Linked DNA regions of Homo sapiens: region 2 is linked to region 1. The links are chromatin loops, found by intact Hi-C in ENCODE. Cell type or tissue: K562. All regions are shown on one strand. Links, peaks and the distances in the headings refer to the core of each region. The heading gives the core; the rest is flanking DNA.

Region 1 (4,403 bases), core at 214-4,213:
TTCTCTATCAGTAAGTCAGTTCTCCAGACCTATTTACTGAGAGGCCAGACAAAGGATTTTTCTAGGCTCACCTTTCTTAGCTGCCTCTTCTAACAATCCCTGTGAAGTAGAGTTTAAAGTTGACTGAGTCCATAAGAGATTAATGTACAGTAATTAAGGATGTAAAACAATGTTCTCCAATGGCCAGAATTCTTTACTCTGCAGAATTTATGATATATGGCAATGAAAATAACTAAAACCTTCAAAAATTTAGTACTCAAAACAGGACAAAAGAGCTAGATGAAACTTGTCTGCTTTACCACCACTACTATAGTCACTTTAATCCCAAGATAGGTAACTCAAGATTGGCTTCAGCTGTTTTGTCTAGGCTGAAGGGCAATTTATATTATGAAAAAAAAATGACAGTATCAAAGAATAAGTTCAGTTGTCTGCTTTATTCCATAAATATAAATTAAGCCATTAAAAGTAAGTTAGCTCCTAGAAAATGAGCAGCTTTTTGTCTGTGAAAACTGGTATCAAAATTAAAGAAACAGGAAAAAACAGCCCCACTTAACAAAAAAAGATACAATATCCAAGAACCATTAAATGCTCAGATTATGAGTAGATACTTTTCATCCAGAATTGATGACCAAGCATGGGTCAGGCTAGTCAAATACTCCTGAGGTTCCCAGAACATATCTGGGAGCAGAATATCCCAGGTAAGTGTGAAAGCAATGTGCCAACAAAGACTTTCGTTCCTCAAATGCCCCAGCACTTTAATGTTGAATTGTGATTTTTTTCTACTCTCAGCTTTGGCCTTGTTTTTGTGCCTGTACCTGCTTCAGACAGATCTTCACAAATAGTGCCTTTGGTCAGTTAACCATAGGTGGTATGAGGTCTAGATTGCGCAAAACTAACAAGAACTTGAAGACAACTATCTTATAAAACTGAAATCAAAGGGCTTAAAGGACATTCAGTTTGTTGATAAAGTAGATATCACCTTGTAGAAACTCAAAAGGCCATATATAAGGAACATGAATAAACATTTTTATTTATTTATTATTTTTGTTTTTTGAGATAAAGTCTCACTTACTCTGTCACCCAGGCTGGAGTACAGTGGCTCAACTCACTACAACCTCCGCCTCCCCAATTCAAGCGATTCTCCTGTCTCAGCCTCCCAGGTAGCTGGGATTACAGGCACCCGCCACCACACCTGGCTAATTTTTTTTTTTTTTTTTTGAGACGGGGTTTCACTCTGTCGTCCGGACTGGAGTGCAGTGGTATGATCTCGGCTCACTGAAACCTCTGCCTCCCAGGTTCAAGCAATTCTCCTGCCTCAGGCCTCCCAAGTAGCAGGGACTAAAGACGTATGCCACTATGCCCAGCTAATTTTTGTATTTTTAGTAGAGAAGGGGTTTCACCATGGTGGCCAGGTTGATCTTAAACCCCTGACTTCAAGTGATTTGCCCACCTTGGCCTCCCAAAGTGCTGGGATTTAGGTGTGAACCACCGACCATGCCTGGCCTGATTTGTTTGTTTTTTGTCATTGAGATTGGGAGGAGGGATAGGAGTTGGTGTTTAAAGATATCACCTAATCATTTCCTTGCATACACAGGAAACATAAAACACAATTTTCCCTCATGTTGGAAGTTGAGTGCTCTCAGGGCATAGAGTGAAGGAAAGTCCTCATTTTGCCCTAAGCAAATGTTTCCTGGGTATGTGGCTCCAAGGGAAGATGCCAATGCTAAGTTCTCTAAGAGTACTAGCAAAATGCTTCTTGCACATCATAACTGCTTCATAGCTATCTCTTCAGTACTTTTTCCCTGGTGATCCCTAACCAAGGCTCCCACAATGGGAGCATCAGAGCTTGCACATTGGCCTTGCAGAAGCTATACCACCACCACCACCACACAAAAGACTTGGATTAAGATCCCAAATGCCTCCCCCAATAAGAGCCGTTTCAAATCTCCAAACTATTGTCTTTATTATCATAGTTTCCATAAACAACCGTAATTAAATGCATACTAGGTACTAGTGTTTTACATTTAGTAACGCTAATCTTCAGAATTTTCCAGTTTATAAAAGAGTTAACTGAGGCTTAGAAGGTTTAAGCAATTTACCTAAAACTACAAAGTTAGCAAGTAGTGGAGTCTTGGTTGAACTATATGTCTCAGTCTTAAACTTATCTTCTTAGTAACTCGACGTCTAATGAGAAGATAAGCAAAACAACAATTTTAAGCTTATGAAAATCAATAAAAAATCATAAATTAACAGAAAAATACAAATTTTCAGCACTGCTGCTACATTTTCCAGTTCCCTTTGTCTCTAGCTGTGAATGATTTCACGGAAAGAATAGAGATGAATACGTTCGGACTGAAATAGAAAATGTTGGAAGCACTCATTTAACATTGTGCACAGTATTTCTAGAGAACTTCCAGCAGGTGGCAGTATTTAAGAACATTACTGGTAGTCACAACTTTGGCAGCTATTGCTGCAAAGAGAGATTGGGTGTCAAAAGTCTTTTTTTTTTTTTTTTTGAGACGGAGTCTCGCTCTGTGGCCCAGGCGGGAGTGCAGTGGCGCAATCTCAGCTCACTGCAAGCTCCGCCTCCCGGGTTCACGCCATTCTCCTGCCTCAGCCTCCCGACTAGCTAGGACTACAGGCGCCCACCATCACGCCCGGCTAATTTTTTTGTATTTTTTTTAGTAGAGACGGGGTTTCACCGTGTTAGCCAGGATGGTCTCGATCTCCTGACCTCGTGATCCGCCCGCCTCGCCTCCCAAAGTGCTGGGATTACAAGCGTGAGCCACCGCGCCCGGCCCAAACAAAAGTCTTTAAACTTCGGCCCAAACTTGAATTTCCAGTTATTTTATTCATTGTCCTTGGAAAGTTTCAAGAGCTAAAACATTACCTTTTTCTTATAATTGTTTAATTTGAGGTTCACTTTAACTTGCAGATATGGAACAGTGGTTTCAATAAATTACAGTAAATTTAGTTAATCTTACTTTGGAAATTGTGTAAGGTCTTTGATGTTGTTCCAAATATCAGTTCCTTCCCTGGAATTTTGTGGCCTAAGCCTCAGAGCAGTATTCAAATGGCTGTTATTTTGTATTGTTTCTTAAATATCTAGAAAATATGTGAAATACAGGGTCAGGCTCTGTTGACAATGCACAGGAATCGTTCAAAAGGCTTACATTATATGCTTGGCCTAGAAACAAACAGAACAGTTTGCCACATTTTCCTAACAGTTAAAACCTCTTGCAAACTATTCCACATTCAGCATTTCTCTCTGCTCTGCAACACTCATCCCTCAGTCCTGTTTAGCAAACCATATACCTTCTGTGATCATCACTGTTGTTCCCACTTCCATCCATTACACTCATTCTCCCATTTAAAAAAATTTCTTGCTTTACTCTTTTTCAATCCATGTACACACCTTGCTTCAAAATACTTTTTACGAAACATTCCCTAGGCATCATTCCTTGACTGCTTCTGTGTTCTTCTTTTGCAACTGTGTATTTTCTTGGAATGTATAAAATCAATTTTCCCATAATGTACATGTTGTATATGTTTATCTTGCAATTTTCAGTTGAACATGTGTCATAAGTATAGGTAAGCAAGAAGGAAGATTTTACCAAAGAAGAGAAAGTTGTCAGTTCATTAAGACAAAGTCCATTATGTTTTCTTTTCTGTATGGTATCTCTCAGAATTAAACTCATCCATTGTATTATTTTCTTCCTGTCAGTTTCATTGCCAGAGTCATAATAAACTTGAAATGCTCTGACATAATTAACTAGCTGGGGAAAGGAAGAACATAACTGTCAGTTAATTTAGGAAATGACTATGCTTATCATTGCTCAGATAATGTGTTTGTGTCTCACACACATTCTCATTTCCCTTTCCTTGTAGGTACATCGTGACAGGCAGAAAAAATCAATCTTCTGTTAGAAATAGTTCTGTAACTTATTTTTCAAACAAACTAAAAGGACTTTAAAAAAACAGCATTGAAAGAAACTAAGTGTGGTTTAGGAAGAAAGGAAATACATTTCTAACCCAATTTATGCAGTATAGTTTTCCCCCAAGATTACCTACTTACTTTCAAATACATGCTAACAGGCTGTGTTTATACAGCCCACACATAGATGAGGAAAGCTTACACAGTAAACTCCCCAGCTTCTGGGAGGACTTTGTGGCTCAGTAAAAATGACAGAAGGATTCCATGGAATGATATAGCTCTATATCCTAAACACCTTTAATCCAAGGGTTTATATGAATTTGTACAATAGCTACTAGGTATAAAAATAGTGTAGTCTATGCGTCCTGGAATAATCAACCAATATGAAGCCACCAGAAATGTATTCAGCTGGTAAATGTATTACCCTTCAGATGGGTAAAGTGTTTCTCATGCATTGGCAGTGGAATGC
Region 2 (4,403 bases), core at 152-4,151, 430 kb after region 1:
TATTTATTTTGAGACTGAATTTCGCTCTTGTTGCCCAAGCTGGAGTGCAATGGCGCCATCTTGGCTCACTACAACCTCCGCCTTCCGGGTTCAAGCAATTCTCCTGCCGCAGCCTCCCGAGTAGCTGGGATTACAGGCACGAGCCACCACACCCGGTCATTTTTTTTGTATTTTTAGTAGAAAGGGGGTTTCACCATGTTAACCAGGCTGGTCTCAAACTCCTGACCTCAGGTGATCTGCCCACCTCGGCCTCCGAAAGTGCTGGGATTACAGGTATGAGCCACCGCGCCCGGCCAGGAACACATTTATATCCTTGCTTAGAAATTCACTCACTCTTGCATTTAGAAAGCTATTTCCACAATTTTGTTTTTCTGTGGTCAATGAAGGTCGCTACCATCCCTGGTATAACACCTACCAAGTGAAATGAAATTATAGTGCAGTAGTGGAGGAGATGGTTTGGGGTAGGGGAGATGACCAAGATTTAAAATTCCATTTTTACTGAAATATTGAAGTAACTGATGAAAAGGTGTTTTTCCCCTTGAACTGTTTGATGACTGTATTTTTTTCAGAGCTAAGTAGCTGGCATCATTCAACAGTTACTAAGCACCTCCCAGGAGATGCTATTCTAGTCATGTTCTTCAGCGTAAAGAGATAAATGATGCTTCCTCTCAACTGAGTGACTAGAAGAAGTAAGTCATTTAACCTTTCTTAGCCTCAGTTTCCTTGTTTGCTAAGTGAGGATAATAATATTCATCTCATATGTTATGAAAATCTTCAACACAATGAACTAGCACTGTAAACCTCAATTTTATTTACACGTAGTTTCCCTTTAAAGATTGTAGGAGAGTTACCATTTATTAAGGTTCTCAAAAGTATTCAAGAACACTTATAAGATTAAAAGGGGTGGCTGGGCGCAGTGGCTCACGCCTGTAATCCCAGCACTTTGGGAGGCCGAGACGGGCAGATCGCGAGGTCAGGAGATCGAGACTATCCTGGCTAACACGGTGAAACCCCGTTTCTACTAAACAAAATACAAAAAGTTAGCCGGGCATGGTGGTGGGCGCCTGTAGTCCCAGCTACTTGGGAGGCTGAGGCAGGAGAATGGTGTGAACCCAGGAGGCAGAGCTTGCAGTGAGCCGAGATCCCACCACTGCACTCCAGCCTGGGCGACAGAGCGAGACTCCGTCTCAAAAAAAAAAAAAAAAAAAAAAAAGACTAAAAGGGGCAAAAAATTAAGTTAACCTTAATATAATAAAAGTTAAACATATAGTTATTTTTTAGAAGACCAAAAAAAAAAAAAAGGAAACTCTTTTAGCTGTGCTTTTGCAAAGGACAGTAACAATTTGTTAGCCCGGTAGAGGGCACTGAGGACAGTGAAGCCATGTCTGCTATTTAAGGAAGAAGATTCTTTCATAAGGAGATTGTCAAGAGGAAATCATCAGGAAGGGGAAGTTAACTTATCTAAGGGAGATTTTGGGAAGGGAGAGGTTGCAGTTCATTCCTGGTTGTGTTCTCTGATAAGTGCCTGACATGTATTTGTCATTGTAATTGATTTTCAGTGGTGGTTGTACCCTGTCTGCAAACTACACACACAAGAGGCAAGCTCACATTTGTTATCAACTTCTATTTTTACCCAGGGAAAAGGTTAGCATGCAGGAGAACTGGGGGACTTGCAGGTAGGGATAGTATTTTCCTAAAAGTTGGCTTAAAATCTTCAACAATTCAGTGGAAATGATGGATGTGTGTGATATAGTAACATACATATACAATAACAATCACACACTCACTTCTACATTCACATGGATGTACACTCACACTATTCTCCTCATGCTAATACTCAAATGCCCACTCACATGCACACACCCATGCATCGTTATCATGTAAGATGTTTATCATTGTAATGTGACTCCTGCTTTACATGTGATATTGAGCAGCTCTGTATTTTGATAGAACTCTCACAGGATGAATTCATCACTAAAGCACCCTGTGAAGCTAAATGTGCTATTTCATTTAATTACTAAAGGATATATTCTTAATACAACAGATGTAATTTAAATTGATACTCTGTTGTTCTCACTAATGACAATAAGCCATCAGGACCTGCTGTTTCTTGAGATGATTTTCAGTTAGATCTAATAAAAACCTATCAATAGGCAGTATAGATAGGGAATGCTTGTCTTACTGTTTGCAAAAGATGGACAAAAACTCTAAGTCATTTCACAGCTGACCCAGATCATTGAAATGTAAATTTTTAAAAGTTTTAAAACACTGCCCTCTTTAGGACTATTTAAGATTAACATTTTGTTAGTCATAAGCTTACATGATACCCACATCTCTGTGAACAGCAAGATCCCAAGATTTGGGATGGAGCAACTCAAGCTAAGGGCCCACATACACGCTAAAAGGATGGAGTGGAGCTACCATCAAGTTATGCCTTATGCAAATAAGATGCCCACCCCTCATTTGTTTTTTTAATAAAAGCCTTTGCATTCAACTGTAAAAATGGCAACACTCTTCCAGGCCCCCTCTCCACAGTGGAGGGCCTTCTGCTTTAGCTTATTAAGCTTGCACTCCAACATCACCCTTGGTGTCTGCACTCCTTAACTTTCCTGGTCGTGAGACAAAGAACTCCTGGGTACTACCTTAGGCAACAAGAGACTGCTACATTGTGGTGCATTGGCGAGACTGTAACAATGTGATTTTCAATGTTGCAGGTAGGGACTGGTTGGAGGTGATTAGATCATGGAATTTGATCCGTCATAAATAGATTAGCACCATCACTTAGTAATCAGTGAATTCTCACACAGTTAGTTTACATCAGATCTGGTTGCTTAAAAGAATGGGATTTCCCCTCTTCTCTCCCTTTTGCACCTGCTCTCACCGTGTGACATGCAGGCTTCTTCTGTCACCTTCCACCATGATTGTAAGCTTCCTGAGGCCTCATTAGGAGCAGACGCCACTATCATGCTTTCTGTAAAGTCTGCAGAACCATGAGCCGATTAAACCTCTTTTCTTCATAAATTACGTAGTGTCAGATATTTATTCATAGAAAAGCAATTACACTAATACTTGAAGTATGTTATTTCAATGAATAATTTCAACTGTAATGGGAATGGGAAGATGCAAGTTCTATTCCATCAGTCTGTTTTGTGCTTGTGGCTCTCTCACTTCCACTCACAGAGTCATTATTGTCAATTTTTTTCAATAGGAATTTTGGACATTCTTTCCAAGGAGTTGAGTCTCATGTAAATATTCTCAGGACCAGGCAAAATTTGAGATTATTTCCTTCTTAGGATTATTTAGACACTTTTAATCAATGAGATTGTGTTGTTTTTAATTATTTTATTTTATTCGTGGTTACATAGTAGACATATATATTAATGGGGTATATGAAATATTTTGATACAGGCATGCAATGTAAAATAAGCACATCATGGAGAATGTTTTATTTATTCCCTCAAACGTTTGTCCTTTGGTTTATAAATAATCCAATTACACTCTTTCGATTGTTTTAAAATGTAAAATTAAGTTATTATTGACTATAATCATCCTGTTGTGCTATAAAATATTAGTTCTTATTTATTCTTTCTGTTTTTGTTTGTATTCATTAACCATCCCCATCCACCCCCTACTCCCACTACCTTTCCCAGCCTCTGGTAAACATTCGTCTACTGTCTGTGTCCGACTGTTTTGATTTTTAGATACCACAAATAAATAAGAACATGTGATATATCTCTTTCTATGCTTGGCCTATTTCACATAACACAATAATCTCCAGTTCCATCCATGTTGTTGCATATTACTGAATCTCATTTGTTTATGGCTAAATAGTAATCCATTGTGTACATGTACCACATTTTCTTTATTCATTATCTGTTGATGGATACTTAGTTTGCTTTCAAATCTTAGCTATTGTAAACAGTGCCACAACAAACATAAAAGTGGAGATATCTCTTAGATGTACTGATTTCCACTCTTTTGGGTATACACCTAGCAGTGAGATTGCTGGATCATATGGTAGCTCAATTTTTAATTTTTTGAGGAACCTCTAAACTGTTCTCCATAGTGATGGTACTAATTTACTTTCTCACCAATAGTGTACAAGTGTTCCCTTTACTCCACATCGTCACCTGCATTTGCTATTGCCTGTCTTTTGGATTTAAGCCATTTTAACTGGGGTGAGATAATATTGTAATTCTGATTTGCATTTCTCTGATGATCAATGATGTTGAACACCTTTTCATATGTCTCTTTTCCATTTTCATGTCTTCTTTTGAGAAATGTCTATTCAGAAATTTTGCCCATTTTTGGATTGGATTATTACACTTTTTCTTACAGTTGTTTGAGCTCTTTATATATTCTGATTATTAATCTTTTGTCAGTGGGTAGTTTGCAAATATTTT

What was found. A loop is a pair of places that touch in the nucleus more often than their neighbours do. Peaks named below come from ENCODE experiments on the same cell type or tissue, not always from the same donor. Only the 100,000 strongest peaks of a DNase experiment are listed, where the experiment ranks them.
Region 2: a loop joins it to region 1, with 8 times the contacts of the local background. A loop is called at or near these places in 26 of 110 quality-filtered maps.

The regions. Positions count from the first base shown.
Region 1 is chr12:21,678,570-21,682,972 of GRCh38, reverse strand. All of the region lies in intron 1 of KCNJ8-AS1 (KCNJ8 antisense RNA 1), which reads right to left. Among named protein-coding and RNA genes, the nearest start is that of KCNJ8-AS1, 18 kb to the right of the region's middle. In K562, for the core only: a CTCF peak has its summit at 2,418 (motif pointing right); a DNase peak (open chromatin) is centred at 2,439.
Region 2 is chr12:21,246,764-21,251,166 of GRCh38, reverse strand. LOC124902895 (a long non-coding RNA gene) reads left to right here and starts at 604. Exons shown (of 2, transcript XR_007063239.1): 1 at 604-689. RefSeq lists an enhancer at 1,107-1,607. In K562, for the core only: a CTCF peak has its summit at 2,263; no DNase peak of the experiment used is centred there.